Regions from separate parts of the Mus musculus genome. Here regions 1 and 3 are each linked to region 2. Evidence: chromatin loops called from intact Hi-C (ENCODE). Cell type or tissue: gastrocnemius. All regions are shown on one strand.

Evidence for each region. Hi-C counts contacts between places; a loop is a spot of excess contacts. Peaks named below come from ENCODE experiments on the same cell type or tissue, not always from the same donor. Only the 100,000 strongest peaks of a DNase experiment are listed, where the experiment ranks them.
Region 1: it touches region 2 in a loop (1.8-fold over the local background); 3 of 42 quality-filtered maps call a loop at or near these places.
Region 3: a loop joins it to region 2, with 4 times the contacts of the local background. A loop is called at or near these places in 6 of 42 quality-filtered maps.

The regions. Positions count from the first base shown.
Region 1 is chr11:23,208,063-23,216,062 of GRCm38, reverse strand. No RefSeq gene overlaps it. Among named protein-coding and RNA genes, the nearest start is that of Xpo1, 44 kb to the left of the region's middle. In gastrocnemius, no CTCF peak of the experiment used is centred here; a DNase peak (open chromatin) is centred at 4,707; H3K4me3 peaks cover 797 bases; H3K27ac peaks cover 1,352 bases.
Region 2 is chr11:23,146,102-23,154,101 of GRCm38, reverse strand. 1700061J23Rik (RIKEN cDNA 1700061J23 gene) reads right to left here and starts at 1,962. Exons shown (of 3, transcript NR_131065.1): 1 at 1,865-1,962. In gastrocnemius, a CTCF peak has its summit at 4,150 (motif pointing left); no DNase peak of the experiment used is centred here.
Region 3 is chr11:22,984,362-22,992,361 of GRCm38, reverse strand. It overlaps Cct4 (chaperonin containing Tcp1, subunit 4 (delta)), which reads right to left and starts at 1,769. Exons shown (of 14, transcript NM_009837.1): 1 at 1,482-1,769. The coding sequence starts at 1,608. It also overlaps a transcript of Commd1 not described here. In gastrocnemius, CTCF peaks have their summits at 4,857 (motif pointing left) and 7,658; DNase peaks (open chromatin) are centred at 1,792 and 4,896; H3K4me3 peaks cover 2,571 bases; H3K27ac peaks cover 2,605 bases.

The sequences.
Region 1 (8,000 bases), 62 kb before region 2:
AATCAGCCAGTACAATATGTGAATATATATATTATGTATATAGGTGATGTATATATAAATGTATGTATAAATATTTAAATATCTGATATTAAGGATGAATTGAAATCCAGGCCCCTATTTATTTATTTATTTAAAGAAAAATAAATATACTTCTGTGCTAATTAGTTTTTATTGTCAACTTGACACAACCTCAGGTCATCTGGGACGAGGGACGCTCAGCTTCAGAATTGCCTGGTGCAGATTGGCCTGTGGCCTTGTCTGTGAGACACTGTCTTAACTGATGGTTGCTGTGGGAAGGCCTAGGCAAGTGTGGATGACACCTTCTTTATCAGTCAGGGTTCTCTGGAGTTACGGGACTCATGGGATGTCTCTTTATAGTAAGGACATTTATTGTGATGACTTACAGTCTGTAGAACAACTGACCCAACAATGGGCAGCTGTAAATGGGAAGTCCAAGAATCTAGCAGTTGCTCCGTCCAATGAGGCTAGTTGTTTAAGTTGATCTTCTGTAGAAGTAGGTTCCAACAAATGTGCTGGCAAGTAAGTACAGGCAGTCAAAGAAGAGTGAATCTTACTTCTTCCAATTTTGGCCTCCAGCAGAAGGTTTGTACCACCATACCTGGATCTGGGACTTGCTTTGTCACAGGCTGACCTTAAACTCAGAGATCTCCTTGCCTCAGTCTCCTGAGATTAAAGGCGCATACTACCTTGCCTGGGCCTAAGCTTTTCTTAGCTACTATACCTCAAGATTTCCATGTCAAGATCCAGGTCAGAAACTTGTGTCTTTCAGTCTCAAGATCTGGATCACAGGGCTGGAGAGATGGCTCAGTGGTTAAGAGCACTGACTGCTCTTCCGGAGGTCCTGAGTCCAATTCCCAGCAACCACATGGTGGCTCACAACCATCTGTGATGGGATCTGATGACCTCTTCTGGAGTGTATGAAGACAGTGACAGTGTGCTCATAATAAGTGAATAAATCTTTAAAAAAATGATCTGGATCACAGGTGTGCCCTCCACACCTTCCAGATGTAGTCAAGCTGACAACCATTAGTAGCCACCACACCTCCCCCAGGCAGGTGAGCCATTAGCCAGTAAACAATGTTCCTCCCTAGTTTCTGCTTTAGATTCTTGCCCTGAGTTCCTGCTCTGATGCCCTCAAGTAACAGATGAAAAACCCCTTTCTCCCCAAGTTCCTTTTAGTCACAGTGTTTTGATAAAACATAAAAAGAACAACTTAAAAAAAATTTTTTTTTAATTAAAGACAGGGTTTCTCTTTATAGCTCTGGTTGTCCTGGAATTCATTCTGTAGATCAGATTGGCCTTGAACACGGAGATCTGCCTGCTTCTACTTTCCAAGTACTGGGCTCAGAGGTATGTGCCTCCACACTTGGCTGCAGTGGGTGTGGCTGTAGCAGAAGAACCATGCGCTAAAGAGAAGTTTATTTCTGTCTCCCAGTGCCACCAGCAAACCTGTATATTCGTGTCCTGCACATTTGTTGTATGACCTTCATTCCAGTTGTAGTTCACAAATGAAATATGAAAGGGGTATTTGTTTATTAATTAAAGAATTAGTTGTTTTTCATTACAAATAACATCCATTTCCAAAGGGTGTTAGAAACCCTAGTGACAGATGTAACAGCTTATCCCCTTGTTAATTTAGATATAGAGCACAAAGAAGCAGCAATTGAGCACTTGTTAAAATGAACATTTTTAGCCAGGCTTGGTGGCTCAGGCCTTTAATCCCAGCATTCAGGATGCAGAAGCAAGTGGATCTCTTGAGTTTGAAGCCAGTCTGGTTTGAAGCCAGCCTGGGTGACATAGGGAAACTGTCTTGCCCCACCATCACACTCTCCTCCCCCAAAAGACAGAAATTTAAGATGCTTATCCAGGCTTTGGTGACATGTGTCTATAGTCCCTATACTTGGGAAGCAAGAGCAGTATTGCAATTTCATGTCAGCTAGTACTGCATCAAGAGATCACATCTCAGGAAGAGACAAAGAAGGAAAGACAGAGAGAGGATGGAGGGAGAAATTCTGTATTCTACTATGATTTACCTATTTATTATTATGTTTAAGATGTGTGTGTGTATCTGTGTGTAGGTATGTGTGTATGAGTGCAGATGCCTTCAGAGGCCATAGGATTCCCATGGAACTGGAGATGTGACCCAATTGATGTGGGTGATGGGATCCTAACTCAGGTCCTCTGCAGGAGTAGTGTGTGCTCTTTACTGCTGAGCATGTCTCTAGCATGCATTCTGTATGGTAAGTGATCCCCAGGAGACTCATGGGCACTTGAAACTTTGAGAAGTGCTGGTTACTCAATGACCATAGACACTGTTGTGTGAACACTGGTAGGGCCTGAGGTGAAAAGGCTAGTTTGCTTTGATAGTGTACATAGAGCAAAACGATGGTGGGATGGGTAAAGACTCGGAAAGGGCTCCCCTAGGTCAAATGGAGCTCAGTGCAAATGAATTCCCTCCATCCATCAGGAGGATCCTGCTCTAATGGCTCCAGGAAAACAAACTAGAATAAACAAAGAATTCAGCCCGAAATATAACTAAGTGTGACCCAATTTATTTTAATTAATTTCTTTATTTCCAGAGTGATCTATACAGTTGATCCAATTTGCTACTTTCTCCTGAGCATATGACGTATCGACAGTCATGCATTAACTAAAGGAGATTAAATAATAGCTTCTGAGTGCTTGGGACCAGAACTGTCGGTTCACACCTCCCCTTTGCAATGAGAACGTCATGATAAAATCAGGTGAGAGATCATATATGGTCATTGGCAGAACAGCAGCCCCAGATGAGGTGCCCACGTTAGAGAAATCCCGACTCTGACTTAGGCAAGGTAAAACACACTAGCGCTTTTCAGATGGAGATAAACAACAATCCAAACAACACAGAGTACTCTTTTGTTTTCCTGTGTACGTGTGTGGTGCAAACACTCATGTGCATTTGTATCTCCCTCAGTGTGTGCACATGGATGTGTAAGCCTGTGGAGGCCCAGGGTAGGTGTCAGGGGTGTCTTCAGTAGCTGTCCACCTCATTCATTGAGTCAGGGTCTCTCAAGTGAACCCAGAGCTCACTAACCAGCTTTGTGGGGGGTGTTCCCTATTTCTGCCTTCAGTGCTGGAATTACTGGTGTTTGTATGTGTTCTGAGATCCAAACTAATCCTCCTGTGTTCATGAATAGCACTTTAATGGAGTTGTCTCTCCAGTCCTGTATTGTAATTGCTTTGGTTTTGGGATGGAATCTCATTATGGAGCCTTCCCCGGCTTTGTAGATCAGGCTGGCCGGGGACTTACTGCTTAAGCCTCCCAAATGCCAGGCATGTATACTGAACCGAGCAACAGCAAATTTTTAGCTGGTGACCAGCCCTGGCACTTGGGGGAAACAGGTAGATGAGAAGTTCAAGGTCATCCTTAACTGTATAGAAAGAAGGTTTGAGACTAGACAGGATCTTGCTCTGCAGCTCTGGCCAGCCTGAATGCTGCAGAAACCTTCAGCCTTCTGCCTGCCAAGTACTGGGAGTGCAGAGTGCAGGTTTTTTGTTTTTGTTTTTAATTTATTTATTTATCTATTTTATATGTATGAGTATCCTGTAGCTATCTTCAGACACACCAGAAGAGGGCTTCAGATCCCAATACAGATGGTTGTGAGCCACCATGTATGTGGATGCTGGGAATTGAATTCAAGACATCTGGAAGAGCAGTCTGTGCTCTTAACCACTGAGCCATCTCTCCAGCCCCAGAGTGCAGGTCTAAGAGCAGCTTTCTCTATGAAAAGATTTTATGACATCACTGTTAAATTTGATCCCTATAGAAATTGTCAAGCTGGGCTGGTGAGATGGCTCAGTGGTTAAGAGCACTGACTGCTCTTCTGAAGGTCCTGAGTTCAAATCCCAGCAACCACATGGTGGCTCACAACCATCTGTAATGAAATCCGCCGCCCTCTTCTGGTGTATCTGAAGACAGCTACAGTGTACTTAGATATAATAATAAATAAATCTTAAAAAAAAAAAAAAGAGGGCTGGTGAGATGGCTCAGTGGGTAAGAGCACCCGACTGCTCTTCCGAAGGTCCAGAGTTCAAATCCCAGCAACCACATGGTGGCTCACAACCATCCGCAACAGGATCTGACTCCCTCTTCTGGAGTGTCTGAGGACAGCTACAGTGTACTTACATATATTAACAAAATAAATCTTTAAAAAAAAAAAAAAGAAAGAAAGAAAGAAATGGTCAAGCAAACACGGGAGTGTGGTGGCACACTGTCTGGAATCTCAGTGCTTGGGAAGAAGTCAAGAAATCAGGAAACTCAGGGTCGTCCTCGGGTACAGCAGGTTTCAGCCCAGCCCGGGCTATGTGAGATTCTAAGTAAAAGAAAAGAAAAGAAAAGAAAAGAAAAGAAAAGAGAAAAAAAAAAAACTAAATAAAAACAAAGAAAGAGACTAATTGAGATGGTGTTGTCGTCAGCGACCCCATCTCGCGGCAGTGAAGTTAGAAAGTGGGGCCTGAAGAAGCGCCTGGTCCTGGAGACGCTTCTCTTCCCTCAGCCACATTTAGAATTCACAGAAAATATTTAAAAGCCTCTGCGAGGTAACTTCTAATCCCCCATGCAGTTTTGAGCCAATCCCACCCTTGAGGCAGCCACGCCTCCCGGGAGCAGAGGTGGAGGGGCGCTATTGTTCTGGGTTTCCTTTCTTTGTCCACTCCCGCCCCTGCCTCCGCTGCCTGGCCACCTCAGCCTTCCCCCTCTGCTCGGGGCCTGGGTTTTCCCTGCTCAGCCCGTTAGTTCACAACTCACAGTGTTGCACCCGTTTTTAAACTTCCTTTTCTCCAAAAAGAGCATTTCTGTAGTTCCCAAGGACTGTTCCGTCTAAGAATAAACACTGGCATTCAAGCGGAGCGAAGGGATCTACTTATTGGGGCTTGTTTGTTTTGAGACAGAGTCTTACCCTGTAGCTGAGACTGGCCTGGAACTGGAGAGCCTTCTGCCTTCACCTGCAGAAGTACTGGGTTTACAGGTGTGTACCACCAAGCCAACTACAACACACTTCTGTCTGAGTCGTTGGCACACTCTGTAGAATAAAGCAACTAGTCATAGTAATTGGTTACTTAAAAATTTAAAATCAAACCCAGCATATCAGATGTACATATGAAATTTGGACACTGCCTCCAGCCCTCATCCCCTCACCCCCTACCCCCACCCCACCCCCCACCACACCCCGTGGCAGCTTCCTGAAGGCAAGGAACACTGGTGTCATGTGACACTGCCCACTCTGCTCCATTCTAAGGATTTTGATCAGTGCATAATTGTAGCCCAACAGCTCACAGTCCCTCCCCCACACCACAGTAGACTCAAAGTCAATACACACAATTAAGAGGTAAAATTGTATTATTACTTATATAAGGAGAGCATCAGGACTGATCCCAAAGAAGTGTCTCGGGAGGGAGCTTTCACTGGGAAGCGAATCAAATCCATACAGAAAAGTCTCTTCATGTAGAAGTAGACAGTTTTCTGAGCATGTAGTAAGACAACATGGTTTTTCACTTAACATACTGATTGTTTGTTTGTTTTGTTTGTTTGTTTGTTTTGTTTTTTTTTTAATTTAAAGGGGGGGGGATAGACTGGGTGGTGACAGATACCTTTAACCCAGTATATGGGAGTCTGACACAGGTGGATCTCTATGACATGTCTAAGGTCAGTCTGGTCTACATAGCAAGTTGCAGGCCAGCCAGAGTTACTTGGTGAGATCCTGTCTCAGAGGACTAGAATTTTGTTCCCTGTGTTCACATCAGGCGACTCATGGTTTCTGGCCTCCATGAGCACACATATGTGTGTATACATACACACATATGTGTATACATACACACTTACACATAGGCCAAGTGTTACATTTATAAACAGTCCTGATCAGTAAGTTACATTATATTGAAACAAAGTGCTACAACATAAACTTCGAAATGAAGGTTAAAGAAAAAAAAAAAAAAAGAATTAAGTTGGGAATTGAGGGTAGAGTGTTGACTCAGCAGTTAGGAGTGCTTGTTTCACAACCAGGAGGACTGGAGTTCTGATTCCAACAGCCACATAAAAAGCTGTGTGTTCAGTACGTACCCAGGTGTGAGTGGAGCTGGTACTGGAAGATCTCTGAGGGTGGCTGGCTTCCAGCCTAGCCCAGAGAATACGAGCTATAGGTTCAGGCAGAAACTCTGCCAAGAGGCAGGAGAGATGGCCGTGTGGTTAAGAGCACTGGGCCGTTTTCCCAAAGGACTTAGGTTTGAATCGCAACACCTACAAGGTGGTTCACAAACATCTGTAACTCTAGGTCTCGGGATTCTGATGCCTCCCTCTGGCTTTTGCAGTAATCAGGCACAGACACAGTAAACAGATACACATAAAGAAAAAATATTCCATAATAATTAAAAAAGGAATAAGCTGAGAATGATAGACAAGATACCTGATGCCTTCAGGTGTCTGTACCTGTATACACATGTGCACATACACTTACACAAACTCATACGCACATAGATAAATAAATAAATCATCTAAAAAAATAAAAGAAGGGCCGGGCAGTGGTCTCGCACACCTTTAATCCCAGGCAGAGGCAGGAGGATTTCTGAGTTTGAGGCCAACCTGGTCTACAGAGTGAGTTCCAGGACAGCCAGGGCTACACAGAGAAACCCTGTCTCGAAAAAAACAAAATAAATAAATAAATAAATAAATAAAGGTTTGAAGTGGAAATTTCTGGTTTCTTTGGAAATTCAATTGTGTCATATGATGTTTCCTGGGGCAGACAGGTGAAAGGAAGTTTAGAATATTGCAGCAGGCACATGTAAGACATGTTTTGCTGAAGTGGACATGGGATGTGACCCCACAGACGGTGGGAGGGGCTCTGACATTGGCTCACCTTGCTAGTTGTCACTGATGATGCTGTTGTATTGGTTCACCTGGCATCACTCTGCTGGTCTTCCCTTGGCATGACTTCATAGAGAGTAACTCACCAAAGAACTTCTGATGTTCTGGTGACTTCTTGTTCTTCTGCCACACAGGCCGCTTTACTGAGCCTCACGGTTTCTTCTGGCTGGAACTGCAGTTCATGCGTGGTGATTGCCGAGTGGATTGGAGTGCATCTGCTGATGATTTGTGTCTGTGCTTTGCTAAAGGACTTCAGACAACAAAGATTGGAATCACCCCCAAAGAACTGTTTCTATAAGAGGTCCACAACTCTGTTTCCTATCTTTCCCCATGACCTTTGCTGGGTGGTGGGCTAAAAGGGAGGTTGAAGCGTTTAAGAACCCTTATTAAAGTAGGTTTGGAAAAAATCAAAGCCTACAAAGGTTGTGATACAGTACAACAGATTTCTCCCTTCAGGAAGAAGAGGAAGGCTAGGAAGGTAGAAACTGGCAAAATTCTCCAAGGCTCTTCACTAACTATACATGGAATAAACAACTATTTAGGGAGTAGGCACTGACCAGTAGAACAGCAGAGAGCCAAGCTCTGGGACCAGAGAGCTACCATCAAGGCCTGCAAGGAGCTCCAGGCCTGAGGCTGCTATATCCTCAACTATTTTGGGGTGGACTTAGGTGATGTATCTGCTTTTTAAAAAAAAGATTTATGTTTATTTCTATGTGTGTGTGTGTGTAACTGTGCCGTGTGTGTAACTCTGTGCCGTATGCTGGTGCCCGAAGCGATCAGAAAAGAACATTAGATTCCCCTGAAGCTGGATGTGGGTGCTGGGGATTGAACTCCAGTCCTTTTCAAAGTCAGCATGAACTCTTACTGGCTCAACCATCCATCTCTCTAGCTGCTTCTTCTTTCCTCCCTCCCTCCCTCCCTCCCTCCCATCTCTCCCTTCCTTCCTTCCTTCCTTCCTTCCTTCTTTCCTTTATTTCTTCCTTTCTCTCTCTCTCTCTTTCTTTTTCTTTCTTCCTTCCCTTCTGTCTTAGTCAGGGTTTTTATTCCTGCACAAACATCATGACCAAGAAGCAGTTTGGGG
Region 2 (8,000 bases):
GTTCCAGGATAGCCAGGGCTACACAGAGAAACCCTGTCTTGAAAAACCAAAAAAAAAAAAAAAGAAAAGAAACCTTAAAGTCCATCCCTAGTGATACACCTCCTCAAAAGGCCACACCTTCTAATCCTTAACAAACATTTCTAGCAACAGCAGGTCAAGTATCCAAATATATGAGCCTCTGAGGCCACTTTCATTCAAACGACCACACCAGACTAAATATAACTTTTGTATTTGTCAAAAGTTTTTTGTTTTGTTTTGTTTTTTCGAGACAAGGCAGCCCTGGCTGTCCTGGAACTCACTCTGTAGACCAGGCCGGCCTCAAACTCAGAAATCCTCCTGCCTCTGCCTCCCAAGTGCTGGGGTTAAAGGCGTATGCCACTGGCTATCAAAAGTATTTTTGAGCTGAACTTGAAATGCACTTGCACTTAGTCTTCAAGGGCAAAGCTAACCTCAGTGGTGACTAAAACCCAGTGAGTCTTTTAATGGCTCATCACTGATAAGACTTGGATGGTTTAGTCTTGGACATAAGAAATGTCCCTAAAAGTAGGGAGAATACATGCAATCATCAAAGGTAGTCCAAGAATGCAAAGCCCATGGTTTCAATAGGTCAGAGAAAGTGGGACAGTGAAGATAAACTCCCCGAGAAAGGACAGGCTCAGCTGTGTTGGCTGCTGGCCAGCTGAAAAGCTCAAAGAAGGTGTTCTTACAGCCACAGCGCCATCTTTAAAGACCCCAAACAAGGTGAAATGAAAACTTTATTCTTGCTGGACAGTGGTGCGCTCTCCTTTAATCCCAGCATTTGGACGGCAGAGGCAGGAAGATTTCTGAGTTTGAAGTTAGCCTGGTCTACAGAGTGAGTTCCAGGACAGCCAGGGCTACACAGAAAAAACCCTGTCTCAAAAAACCAAGAAAGAAAAAGAAAACTTTATTCTTATTTCCTTTTTCTGAGGAGCCACACAAACGGCAGAAACAAAAGATAGGAACCATTTCCTGAGCCGTGTCCTCATACCCTGACAAAGCTCCCGAGAGCCACATGGCCAAGGAAGTTCTAACACAGATCTCTCCTGACAATCCAGAATTAGAAAGCAATAGATAAGAAAACCTTGTATAAAATACAAGTGACCAGAAGCAACTTAGGTAAGGAAAGGGTTTCTTTGGCTGATGGGCAACAGAGATTCATCGCTGAGGGAAATCAAGGTAGGAGTTCAAAGAGGAGACTGAAGCAGAAACCAGAAAAATGCTGCTTACTGGCTGGCTTTCAGGCTCTTCATCAGCTATTCTTCTTATATGACCCAGGCCACTGGCCCAGCAATGACAATGTCATGGCCTCCTACATTAATTAACAACAAAGAAAATGCCCCCAGACTTGTCCACAGGCCAGTCTCATGGAGGCAGTTCCTCTACTGAGGTTCCCTCTTCCCAGCGGGTCAGGTTGGCAGCTGAAACTCATCATGACGCCTCACCTTCTTAATGGGGAGGGAAGCACACAGAGATCTGGGAATGCTAATAGTTGTGAGAATTCCTACCATGTTAGACTTTTTGGTTTTGTTATGAGTGGAGTCTCACTCTGTAGATGCAGGACTCTCACTGCAGTCTTTGCTGTGGCCAAACTTGTAGTAATCCTCCTGCCTCAAGCTTCCAAATATTGGGATTACAGGTATGAGCCGCCATGTCCTGTCCCATCTCTTCTGGGTTTTGTGCGGTTTCCCAGGAGCCCATCTGAAAATGTGGAGTAAATAAGGTATTGTGGATGGCTGTTCTCCCAGCATAGCAGCATTGCTGTCTTAGAGAAGCTGAGATTAGCCCCGAGATCCCACATCAGATCTGTTCCCACACAGGAGGGGTGCGGTCATCAGATGTTTACCTGAGAGTCCAGTCATCTCCTCTCTGTCTCTTTCACAGATGTCTGTGGATCTGCCCTAGCAGCATGTGACTTAGGAAGCTGATAGAGTACAAGAGAGTGGAAAGTTAGCTGAGGGGGACCCCATCCAGGCAGCTGTGGGGATGTTGCAGTCCATGCCAGGGTGTGGTTTCAGTGATGTAACTGAAGGCTGGAGACACTCCCACTACAGTGAGGTAAACAAATGGGCTCAGTAAGCTAGAATTGAATGGAATCATCCCTTTGGTCTGCTGGTGCTGCCCTGTCTGAGGTGAGCCGATGATTCTCCACCACTCTCAGGAAAAGTTCAGGGAACAAGGGGTGTCTCAGCCCTTCGGGATCCCATCTTTGTTGCCAGAGACTTCAAGGTGGAAAATTCCATTTCTGCCCTTTCTAGTGTCCTTGCTGGGTCTAAGATTAAATGGAGATGACACAGATTAACAGGAGAAAAGTATAATACAAATTTTATGTGACATGGAAGCCCAAAACAAACAAACAGCAACCCCTCAAAAGCCCTGAAGACTGAAAGAAACACTTATTGTAGGTCACATAATTACTGAATGGACCAAAGACAAATGAGCTGTAAAATTGTGGTTAGGTGCTGGGGCTGGGTAGGTGGAAGGCCAGGGCAGCTTACCAAGGCTTGTGTGTGTTCAGAACTCTCTCCTTCAGGGTGGGGGTGCTGTTGTTCTCTAGGGTGGGGAGGGAATCTTTCACACAGGATTGTCATCATCTGCTTTTAACAAACAACACTGAAGGTCAAGTGATTTTTAAAATTGGTATTTAACTTTTAATAGATTACTACTACTACTACTACTACTACTACTACAACTATTGGCTGCCACAGCACTACTTTTGTGAAGGTCAGAGGATAACATTTGGAAGTTGGTTGTCTCCCTGGTCACAGATCTCCAGCCTTTACTTACTGAGCCATCATCTCTCTCTTTCTTAAATTTTGGGGGTTAAAAAAGTTTACATATATATATATATATATATATATATATATATATATAATCTATTTATTTTGAGACACAGTCTCTTTGTAGCCCTGCTGTCCTGTTTTCCATATAGCATAGATCCACCTGCATATGGCTCCAGAGTACTGGGATTAAGGGTGTGTACCACCCAGCAACATATATATTTTGAAATTTTATTTAAGGTTATGCATATGTGGGGGAGGGCTGAATGTATATGTGTGTAAAGATATAGTTTTTTTTTAAATTATGTTCTCATACACATATTAATATATGTATGGAAAGAGAGAAGAAGGAGACAGTGTATGGAGAGAGTGTATGTGTGTAAAACTTGGGCTGGAGAGATGGCTCAGCAGTTAGAGCACTGGCTAGTGGGGTGGTTCCTGGAAGCACTATTTCCCTTTGGCCTCTGTGGGCACTGCACGCATATGGTGCACAAACATACATACTCAGTGCTCCCTCATACACACATAAAGTGAAAAATAAAGGAAGGAATTGCAAAGTGATGGCTTGCTGTGCAGACACCTGCCACTAAGCCAGAGTACCCGAGTTTGGTCTCTGGACCCAACATGGTGGAAGGAGAGAACTGACTCCTGCAAGCTACCTGTGACCCATCCACATGCACCCTCCATCACACAAGTACATCAAAGACATAATAGTAAATGTAAATAGTAAAAATTTGTTGGGGGGGATTAGCTTCAGCAACGACGTCATTTGGCTCACAGTGATAAAGACTGAAAAAAACAACAGGAAGTATCAAGAAAAGCACCAATCTGAAGGAAGCCTAATGTGGAGAAACTCCGTTGTGAAAAATGCTAAATATAAGGCCTGGAGACGTGTCTCTGTGCGCAGAGCTCTCGATGCTGCACAGGACCCCCTCGGAGTCACTCAGATGCTTTTACGCTTGTGTTTGATACCTCTGAAGATGTTATTGCCTGAACAATGAGGTTGGTGGTACCTGTCCTTAATCCCAGCACTCAGCAGGCAGAGGCTGCCAGATCTCTGAGTTTGAGGCTAGCCTGGTCTATTGAGAGAATGCCAGGGCAGCCACAGTGAGATCCTGTCTTTAAAAGAGGACTGATGATGATGATAATCTGGGATGGAAAAGGGGCACATCACCCTTTGGTTATATGAGGAAAGAGGACACACAGGTGACTTCCCCAAAGCGTTCTGTAATTGAGACTCTTGGAAACCTTGTCTTCACAGTGGTGAGTCCCCAGTTTGGAGACCACTGGGATAGAGAAAGAAAAGGGCTTATCTGTGTAAAGAAAATATTGCCACCTAGTGGTGACTCAAGTCATGAACACAAGGACCTAATGGTTCCCTTGACCTTTGAAAGGACATCTGTGGGAAAGACATTTGTTGGTTCAGCTCCTTTTTTTTTTTTTTCCAGAGAATAAGTTTTTCTTTAAATTTAGATTTATCTATTTGTTTTATATGAGTACTCTGTCACTGTCCTCAAGGGCATCGGATTCCATGACAGATGGTTGTAAGCCACCATGTGGTTGCTGGGAATTGAACTTGGGACCTCTGGAAGAGCAGCCAGTGCTCTTAACCTTTGAGCTATCTCTCCAGCCCAAGAAATTATTATTATTATTATTATTATTATTATTATTTTGGTTTTTCGAGACAGGGCTCCCTATGTAAACCAGGCTGGCCTTGAACTCAGAAATCGGCCTGTCTCTGCCTCCGAAGTGCTGGGATTAAAGGTGTGCACCACCACTGCCCAGCGGTTCAGCTCCTTGTATCAAAATACCCATCGTTGAAATGATATGTAACCCATTGTACCATCTACATCACGTTACTTAATATTCTGAAAAAGTCCCCTAGGTGATGAAGTTACTTCCACGCACAAGACCACGGAGGATTAGAGAAGGTTAATTAGTCCACAATTATATTTTTATTTATTTACTCAAAATCCAATTATCCAGCATTATTACACAAGTAGCATTATCTTAGGCTTCAGGAAGGGGCTTGGGGGATGGGTAAATTCAAAACACCTGTCCTTAAATTAATCATAATCTACAGTGCTGAATTACAAAGGTGGAATTGGGCTTTTTTGGTTTTTGTTTTTTATCAAAATCACTAAGACATGCCCACATTCTTCCCATACACCGTGGGACAGTAAACACAAGTGTAAGGATGTCTGGGTGACCTGAGCTTGCGGTGTGGAGGAGGTTGGCTCACTGGATGACAGTGTCAGCTGAAGGAAGGGCTTGCCCTCCGGTCCTCTCTGAACCTCCTGCTTATAACCTGCTGTGGCTTGGGAAGCAGATAATGAACTTTGTTAAAAGGTTGAAACTTTGATAAATATCATGAAAGTGAATAGCCCCAACCCCAGCAGCTCCCTGTGGAGTTGGGCACTGGTACTAGCACCACCCAAGACTCACATCTGTGTTGTTCTGTGCTGAGCTGTGGTTGCTGAGTTAGTCGGTGTGTTCTGTGTGGGCAGCACAATAGACCATTGAGCTGTAGTGAGAAGTCGATCTAGAAATGTTCTTTCTTATCTCAGCAGGCCCGCTTCCCGCCTTGTGTTTAGGATCTCCCTCCTCGGGCAGAAATGAAGGGGGTATTGTGTGTTTGATTTTTGCTTTTCCTGATCCTTGAACCTTCCTTTCAGTACATCTAAATGACACTATGGGCATGGGTGGCACTTGGAAGGAAGAGGCAGGTGGATCTCATTGAGTTGAGGTCAGCTTGGCCTATATAGGCCAGCCATGGATACTCTGGAAGACCCTGCCTCAAAACCAAACCAAAAACAAACCAAAACAACCCCCCTGTATATTTACTGTGTCTCTCTCCCTGCTGGAATGTGCGCTTCACGTGGACAGATGTTTACTTATCGGTTGGTTGAATCGGACCTGCCATGAGCTGAGAGCTCAGTCAATATTTGTGAATGAGCCGAGAGAAAACCGTCTCCCCGCCTCAGATGGCCACTCTCTATAAGCACAGCCATTCTGGCTCAGTTTTCCTAAACAGAGGCCAACTGCTTCACTTGACAGCTCAGCGCATAAAGCAGGGTTGCTACTGCCTTGGTTCAAGAAATGGATATCAAGACACCTGCCCAGGGCCTCCCCTTCTCTGGGACTTGAAATGAGATATTATTAATGAGGTGCACAAGGCTGGAACTTCTAATTGATGAGGCTAAGCCAAACATGCCCATAAGGGCCAAAGATGGAGACAATCCAGAAGAGAAACTACAGCAGCATCGTGAAGCCCCCATGGATGTTGGTCTTGTAATGGAGCCTGGCACTGAAAACTCACAGCTAGCCTTACAGAAGATGCTGTGAACCAGCTTAGAACAAAACAAAACACAAAACCCAGGATCTCTATACATAGCTTTGACCATCCTGGAACTCACTATATAGACCAGAAATCCAGAGACCTGACTGCCTTTGCCTCCCAAGTGCTGGGATTAAAGGTGTGCACCACCACACCAACATATCTTTATTTTTAAAAGAGATACAGAAAAATCTTTACAAATGAGCTAACATAATGTCTGGAATTTACTCCAGGTTGATCCCAGCGGAGATTGAAATGAGGCTGACCATGGTAAAGATTGTTTGGTGTGCGCATAGAAGAAACTCATTGTACGGGTGCTTATTTTCCTGTGCTAAAAGTTTTCAGTAATAGGTCAGAATGAAAACATTAATAGAAAATGGAGAAAAAAAAACAGTAGTTCTCCTGGTCTTCAATATATCAGACCCAAAGCTAATACCCAAACTTCAGGAGGTGTGTTTACAAGACCATGAATCAGACATTCAGTGTCTGAATCCCGACAGCTGGAAGCTTGGGAGAGGAGTCACCCTCACAGACCTCGGGGACTTACAGTATGTGAAGAGCCAGGCTTTATCCTACTCTTTCCAGGAGACCCAGACTTAGAAATGGGCTAAAACCAACGGGCTTCATCTATCGTTGAAAGCTCCTGTGCAACCTGATTTCCGAAGAATTTTGGAATCAGAGTGTTTGGCTCCAGTTCCAGCAGTGCCAAAACAATGACCAGCAGAATTCCTGAGAGCGATTAGACTTGTATTGAATGGAGGTAAAGAATGCAGTTATCCAGGATAGAGCAGATGCTGTGCAGTGGAGCTCTGCAGGGATGGAAGAGGGAGCTGTGCATCCAGGTTTGATGTGGTAGGCAGCAACCACATAAGGCTACTGACTTGAAACATGTCACCGTGATTAAGGACTGGAATGCCCATAGTCGCAGTGTTCAGAGGTGGAGGCAGACGGTCCTGAGTCCATCACCATGCACATAGCAAACAGAAGGCGAAGGAGCTGCGTGAGCCTCTGTTTCCAACCGGCAAAAGCAGCTGTGTTTCATGTTTCATTTCATTTTAGTTATTTTTAAATTTTTGTTGTTGCTGCTTGATTTGTTTTAAGATAGAGTCCTCTGTAGTCCTAGCTGACCTGGAACTCATCATGTGCACCAGGCTGGCCTCAAACTCATAGAGCTCCTCCTGCATCTGCCTGAGTAGTAGGACTAAAGACATCTGGCCCAGGAGTGTTTTTGAAACTGTTTGTTTTGTTTGTTTGTTTTTTTGTTTGTTTTAAAGATTTATTTATACTACTTTATGTGCATGTTTTTGGTTTTTTTTTTATTTTTTTTGGTCTGCATTTCTGTATGTATACTATATGCTTGTCTGATACCTATATAGGTCAGATCTGGAACTGGAGTTATGGATGGATGTGAGCTGACAGGTGGGTTCTGGGAAAGGAACCCAGGTCCTCTGAAAGAACAAGTGTTCTTAACCACTGAGCCATCTCTCCATTCTTTTAGCTGCTTCTTGAAAGGTTTGTTCTATTTTTGATTCTGTGTAGATGTATGTATCTCTGTGTGGTTATGTGCACATTGAATGCAGGTGCCCTTAAAGGCCAGAAAGGGGCATCAAATTCCCTGGGGCTGAATTACAGACCCAAAGTGAGTGCTGGGAACTGAACTAATGTCTTCTATAAATGGACCACAGGGCCCCCAATGGAGGAACTAGAGAAAGCACCCAAGGAACTAAAGGGAACTGCAACCCTATAGGTGGAACAACATTATGAACTAAGCAGTACCCCGGAGCTCTTGTCTCTAGCTGCATATGTATCAAAAGATGGCCTAGTCAGCCATCACTGCAAAGAGAGGCCCATTGGACTTGCAAACT
Region 3 (8,000 bases), 160 kb after region 2:
TCCTTTGAAAAGTAACTGTTCTGGACAGTTTATGTGAACTTGACCCAAGCCAAAGTGATCTCAGAGGCGGTAACTCCTCAAATTAAGAAAAAGTCAGTTAAAACGGAGTTGTAGGCAAGTCTATAGGGAATGTTCTTGACTAGAGATTGAGGGGGAAGGGCTCAATCCTTTGTGGGTGGGTCCATCCCCGGGCTAGTGGTCCTGGGTTCATAAGAAAGCAGGTTGAGGGGCTGAAGGGATGGCTCAGCAGATGGATAAAAGATGGCTGCTCTTCCAGAGGCCCTGAGATCAACTCCCAGCACCCACAACCACATATAAACACAGTTCTATGGGATCCAATGCCTTCTGGTGTACAAATATACATACAGACAAAACACCCATATACATAAATTAATAACTAAATCCACATAACCTGTGTTTTCACAATAATAGAAACCCTAGCTAAGATGGTTGCCTGAAGTAAACTCATTTCTTAATAGAGTGTACACTCTCTTGGTCACTCATCTGACTCTAGAATTCATCTTTCAACATCCCAATGACTCCACTACCACAAACGTAATTAATGAACTCAATAAACTTCCAGGTGTCAGGTATTCACTCCAAACTTCCAAAAGACTCTCACATGGAGCACCTGGTCAGCTTGGCGTCTCCAACTCCTTAAGGCCCATCCTGCGCACACACCTCACAGCACCAACACATTCCAGTCACCTGGACTGGTGACTGCAGTACTTGTCAGGTTTACTTCATACACTTTCACATTTAATCCTCCCAGCAACCCTGCAAATCAACTGTCACCTCACCCAACTTACAGCTGCACTGCGAAGTCAAGAGTTTCTTGGATCCTAGGACCTTCAGAAGATAAAACAACACCCCGTCCACTTCCCAAATCATGCATCTTTGTCTCCAACCCAAATAAACCCTGGCAGTATCTCTTAAGGCTTTGTTGCTTTAGACGTCAGACGCGTCAAATAGCACATACTGAGAATAAAACTCGGCCTGTCTGGTTTTCACCACGTGCTTTTACAACCCTATGTCGCCCACCTGCCAGTTTAAGGGAATTTATAGTGACTATCCGATTAGTACTACGGAGCCAAAGAACGTTCATAAGTTAAATGAACTTTTTTTGAAAATGTTGAAAAAGTAAAATGAATTTTATTTGAAAGCTCAAAATACTGTGTCGTCTACCACTAGGTTTGATAAACAGCCAAGCTTTAGTTCTTAAGAGTCAGATCTCAAGGATCATTGCTTTCAGTATTTTAAACGGCTGTCTGCGCCAATGTGACCAACACCGCCCATGCCTGCAGGAGACGAACTAAGGAGCTCGGCGTCCCACAATGGGGCGTGTCCGAGGCCTCCACGCTCCGAGTGCTTAGCAGAAAGCTGCAAACGAGACCACCTTGAAGGAACACAACCCACCCAGGGCCAAGGTCACAGCGAGGCTGGGCCGTTCCGCCGGAGGCGGGCCGGCGACCGGGTGATACCTTTGGCCGCGGAAATATTGCTGAAGCGGATCTGGGCTGGCTTGTCGCGGTCCTGGTAGGCGCTTTTCCCGCGGCTGCCGGGCCCGGCGGTGGGCGCCCCGCTTCGGGAAGCTACGTTCTCCGGCATGGCGACCTTGGTGGCGTCTGCGCGGGTTCAGGAGGACGGATGGACACGGATTCCGGCTTGCTGTGGAGTAACGGTCTCCCTGACCGCCTCCTCCACGAACCTTCCAGAAAGCGACGCCGGGAGAGAAGGCGGAAGCCGAGCAAGGGGCCTGCTGGAGAGCCGGCGCGGGTGTGACGTCAGGGGCTGTCTGCCGCACGCCGGCTGCGCAGCTTGCGCGCGGAGATGTGGCTACGGACTGTCCACCCCTCCCTGTGCCTGAGATGGAGCGGGAGGTTTTATAGGCGTGGCTGTGGCCGTTCTAGATGGACCCGAGCCTTTAGCTTCTGCTAGTGCTGTTGAGGAAGCTGTGACAGCTCTGGCTTTGTTCCGGAGTGGGTGTGGTGCAACCGGCCTTTTACGGACATCCATGTCTAAATTCCAAATTCTATTCCTAGTTTATTCACTTTGTAAAGGTGTTGGAGGAGAGATGTGCCATGAATAGTTTCCTCCCTTTTGTATATATTTTGACTGCCTAGGGATTTAAATACACTAGTTAGACGGCACAGAATCGTAATAGTTGTGGGGCGGTGACTGCCTATCAAATCCAGTCTGCCTTCTAGTTAAGACCTCTTCCATAAACATAACCACTGACTCTTAGGGAACATAAACATTCTAATAACTGATTAATAGTTATCTGCTGAGCAAAGTGTGAAATCTTTACACTCTTTACCCCCCCCACCCCACCCCCACACTAATCCTCATAATCCCATGAAATAGGTGTCATCGTCTAGACTTAAAGGATGATGAAGCTAAAGCCCAAGGTCAACCAGTAAGGCAGTGGAAGCCAGTACAGAGCCAGGACTCTGTCCTTAGGTAAACTTCCAAGGTTTCTATAATCATGATCATTGACCACCAGAGTTTATATAGGTAATACTCATTCAGTGGTAGTTCACAGTTAATAATTGAGAGCCATAAGGTGCCAGATGCCTGCGGTAGGTTAACGAACAATTGTTTCATGGACTTAGTCCTGTAATTATGAGAAGCATTTACATTCATTCACTCTATTAAGACTAAGATGAACTTTTCAAGCCTCCCCTTGGGGGACACGTCTTTTTCAAAGACCAGTTTACCCCTCCCTCGAAGCACACAAATATTCTATGGTTGTTGAGACAGCTGACTTATATGAAGAGAACAGGTACTGGTACTGTGGTGATTTGAGATGTCTCCCCTAGTTTTAGACATTCAAATACTTGGTCCCCAGTGGGTAGCTCTGATTGGAGAAGCTTAGGAGGTGTAGCCTTGCTGGAGTAAGTATATCACTGGAGGCTGAGTTTGTTTCAAAAGCTACCAGCCAGTTTGTGCTCTGCTTCCTCTTCACAATATGAGATGTGAGCTCTCCCTTCTCCATGCCTACCTGTTGTGAAGCTTCCCTGCTGTGCTTCCCAGTGATCATGAAGTCCTAGAACCATAAAACCCCTCAAAACTCTTCCCTCTATAAATTGCCTTCCTTGTGGTTGTGGTGTGTTTTTTGTTTGTTTGTTTGTTTTTGTTATAAGGTTTCACTGTGTAGCTTTGACTGTCCTGAAACTAACTCTCTGTAGACCTCAAACTCCCAGTGATCCTCCTGCCTCTGCCTCCCAAAAAGTTTGGACTAAAGGCTGGTGAGACCACCACCCGGCATGGTCATGGAGTTTTATCACAGCAACAGAGAAATAACTAACGCAAGTACTCTGACTTCTCCTGCTCTTAAAAGCAGGAGACAAAACAGCGATCTGAAAGAGACCTTCACTGTGCCTGCAGGAAGACATGCTTCTCCCCGGGGAAAGGGATGAAAGAGGTGCAAGCCAATCTCTGCTGTCTGTCGTGCTGGGGAGCTGAATTCACTGCCCACCCAGGGCAGAACCTCATGCACTGACGTCGCAGGGAATTCTTTTTTTTTTTTCTGTAATAGTTGGATTTATCTATGGTTCCATGGCTGAACAGCTTGGGTGGACTGTCTGTATAGTTTGCTTTCTTGTCTTTGTTGACATTTCCTCCATGGCCCCTCTGTTGCTGACATTCCCTGAAGTGGTTACCCATTCAGACTTAGGCACAGAAGAGAAGAAATCAGGGGACAGAAAAATTAAGAGGCATGCTAAAAATAACTGGCTGGGGGCTTTCACGATTCAACACCTGCTTTTGTTTCTTGTAAGGTAAGCTGAACTGCTTTCGCGGCAAAACACGACCTTAAACCATCTATGGTCTTACCAAAGGGGGTGGGGTAGTTAGCTCAAGCCCCTTTGTCATAAGACACTTTAGTATCTCTCTCTCTCTCTCTCTCTCTCTCTCTCTCTCTTCAAGACAGGTTTCTCTGTATAGGCCTTGGCTGTCCTGGAACTCACTTTGTAGACCAGGCTGGCCTCAAACTCAGAAATCTGCCTGCCTCTGCCTCCCGAGTGCTGGGATTAAAGGCGTGTGCCACCACGCCTGGCTAGTATTTTTCTCATCAACATATGATTTCTGGCTCAAACTTTTTTTTTTTTTTTTTGGTTCATTTCCTCCTGAAGCCTTCTATGTCATGTAAGACTTAAATTTATATATTCTATTTATCTCTCTTTGTTGGAAAATTCTATCCAAAGCTGGGCAGTTAGTGGCGCATGCCTTTTATACCCCTGCTCCTCCCACACTCAAGGGTTAAAAACAATCAAACTGGGGGCTGGAAAGGAGAACACTTTAGAACACAGTTTAGAACACTTGTTGCTCTTACAAAGGACCCAAGTTTGGTTCCCAGCACCCACATAGATGGATCACAGCCATCTGTAACCCAGCTCCAAAGAATCCAACACCTTCTTCTGACATCCATAGGCACTGTCGATATACGGTACACATGTATACATGTAGGCAAAACACTAAAAAAAAAAAAAAAAAAAAAAAAAGAAATTGCTGGGTGTGTGCCACCACCACATGGCCCAGTTTACATTTTAATGTTTATAAAAACTATTACTTCCTGCCTGGAACCATTTGCTGGCTATTTGGCCGTGATTAGTGGGAAACCTGTGTGGAAGGAAGGAGAACTGCTTGTTAGATGTCGGTTTCCCTTGGGGCTGATCTTCTGGGTCTTTTCCTTGTTGCTGCATTAGAATATTCTCTTAGTGTTTGCCCAGGTTTGTTAGCTATAAAACCTGTGATTTGAAATTTAATAAAAGATAACTGTATTTTGAGCCTTTTGTTTGAAAAGCATTCTAAACTGCAACTGGAGCCAACCTGCAGTTGCAGCTATGGCAATAGCAACCCCTGGTGGCAGAAGAATGAATTTCTTTTATTGATCAACCTAGTGATTTGGAATTGAGGTAGGCCGGGCTGGCAAGGTTCTCTGTCCAGTGGTACAAGTGAATTTAAAGCAATTAAGAAAGAGCAGGTGCCAAAATTCTATCAGCAAAAATATGTCTCAGTGAGTACTCCCTCTAAAGCTAAGAAATGGGGCCTGGCTGGAGAGCACCTGGGTTCAATTTCCAGCACCTACATCCAGTGGCTGTAACAAAAATTTAAGAAATTAAAAACTACAAAATAGCTTTTTTATGTGTTGCATGACAACAAGAAATAATTTGGTCACGGCCTTCCAGGTAGGAAATTTACAAGTTATCTACTTAGTGGTGGCATTTTGTTCCACCTGCCACCTTCTCCCTTCCATCCATTCTTTGCAACCTCGTTTTTTTGTTTGTTTGTTTGCTTGTTTGTTTTGTTTAAGACAGGGGTTCTCTATATAGCTCTGGCTTTCTTGGAACTACTATGGAGAACAGGTTGGCCTTGTATCTGCCTCCTGGGTGCCCCACCACTCCTTGCCTCTTTGCACTCTGTAGGCACATTTAACACAAAAGTATAGTTTGTCTTTAACGTTGTTTTTCTTGGATCCACAAAACATTTTTGAAGATGCCTTTTAGAAAATCACTTCTTTGGAAAGGTATACCTCAAAATTTTTCTTTTAAATACAAGCAAACCATACATAGGTAAACACTAATTAAAATAGTCTAGACCAATGGTTTTCTTTAGGTTGGTACTTTCTTGAAAGGATCAGTTTAGTTGTCCCCCTTAATACAGGGGTAGGAATAGCCAAGGTTAAACAGAGGTCAAGCTGGGCAGTGGCGGCGCACGCCTTTAATTCTAGCACTTGGGAGGCAGAGGTAGGCGAATTTCTGAGTTTGAGGCCAGCCTGGTCTACAGAGTGAGTTCCAAGACAGCCAGGGCTATACAGAGAAACCCTGTCTCGGGAAAAGAAAGAAAGAAAGAAAAAACAAACAAACAAACAAACAAACAAAAAACAGAGGTCAAGAATATAACACATTCTGCCGTGCAGGGAACATTTATGAAGGTGAAAAACCCATTTGTGAGTTATTGGAGCCTAAATTTAACCCAATTTTACACACATTTTAAGACTTATGTATTTAAGTGGGTGTTTGCCTGGATGCATGTATGTGTATCACGTTTGTGCTTGGTGCCCAAAGAAGTTAAAAGATGGCATTAGGTTCCCTGAAATTGGAATTGCACATGGTTTGTGAGCCATCATGTGGGTGCTAGAACGGAACCTGTGTCCTCTGCAAGAGCAACAAGTGCTCTTAACCAATGAACAATGTTTCCAGCCTCCTAATCACAGATTTTTAGCTTGGTTTTGATACACAGAACAGATCTCTGGCTTGCAGTGACTGTGTAAACTGAAGGAAGAATGTTTCCTTTTGTAACCTTCGCCCATCTTTATTCACATTTAGAAACATCATGCTAACAACAGCAACCGCTTTCCCCTGGAGTTTGGGCTATTACACACCCTTGTTAACTTAAATTCCATGTAACGGTACAAGCACCTGTGTAAGGTTTATACAACACACGTGTGGAGAGCTTTTGGGGCCCACCATCTAGGAACTTGGCAGGACTTTGACATTGGGCTAGGACAAGGAAGTAGGCTCAGGATGAATACAGCTGAGGAGTGTGTTCTTTGTATGGTGATGGGTCTTGTTAAAATCCGGAAACCAGTAATCGTGGGACTTTTGTTTATGCTTTGTGTTTGTTCCTTGACCACATTGTTTATGCCTTAGGACTGACCATACTCTGTGTATGTACTTAGAATGCTATCAAAGCAGACTGGAAAAAACCAACCTGCTGCAGCCTCAGCACTGGCTGAAGTCATGTTATAATGTTGTCTAGTTGTCCTTTCCTTTTCGACCTTCACTCCCTCCCTGGAGGCCCCATTGACTGACTGAGCTGGCTTAGTCAGACACAGCTAGCATTTTGAAGTTTGGGGTATAAAACTCTACCTCCCAATCAATTGTGTTGGGGGCAAAGAGGTTCTTGTGCTCACAGATAAGCACCAGGGAAACCAGGAGTGTTAAACACAAAGGTTTGTTTCTTCAAAGAAAGAGATATACCATGTTTTCTGTTCAGAAGGCTGGGGTGGCTAGTAGCCTTGGTGACCTCTGCGCTGTCTGTATGGCCAGGGCACATCTGGCTCGCCCAGACTTTTATGTTTATCTTAGTCATTCTCCCTAGACCCTTTTCATGAGTGCTGTTTCTCTGTCAGCAGAACCTATCTTTATGGAAGAGGTCACATGTACTTTGAAAAGACTTTCAATGTAAGCATATCTTAAGTTTCACTGTACACAGAGGAGTGACTTAATTATTATCAGAAAACTCTTTTCCAAAATTGTGCTCTGGTTAAATATGTCTGAAGTAAACTGCCCTGTGTCAGACTCCTGAAGTTTAAACCAACACCAGTTCCCGAGGTGTAGTCAGTGGGGTTTCCTTCTTGCCTCAAGCGATTGATGCTTTGCTGGCTAAGGTGTTTTTAGAGACACCCACTCCCCCTCCACATACACATACGTAGATTTTTAGGTTTTTTTGTTCGTTTGCTTGCTTGTTTTGTTTTTTGAGACAGAATCTCATGTGCCTAGGAGTGCAAAGAGGCCAGTATATAATAAACCTCTGCCTGGCCTGGAGCTCCCTATGTAGCCCAGCCTGTCTTCAAATTTACAACTGCCTATTTCTACCTCCTGAAGGATGGGATAAAGACATGTGCCACCATACCTGGATTAATAAGGTTTTTTTCAAGATTTATTTATTATTATACATAAGTACACTGTAGCTGACTTCAGACGCACCAGAAGAGGGCGTCAGATCTCATTACCGGTGGTTGTGAGCCACCATGTGGTTGCTGGGATTTGAACTCAGGACCTTTGGAAGGGCAGTCAGTGCTCTTACCTGCTGAGCCATCTTGTTAGCCCCGATCAATAAGGTTTATATCGACATTTTAGACCTAATTAAAACAATTTTTAAAAATAGCCACTGTTTGTGTACTCAAGTCCTCAACACAGTATGAGTTATATATGAAATGAATCTCTGGTCTTTCATATGGATATTTAAAAATTAAAGCAAATTCACTGGAGCTG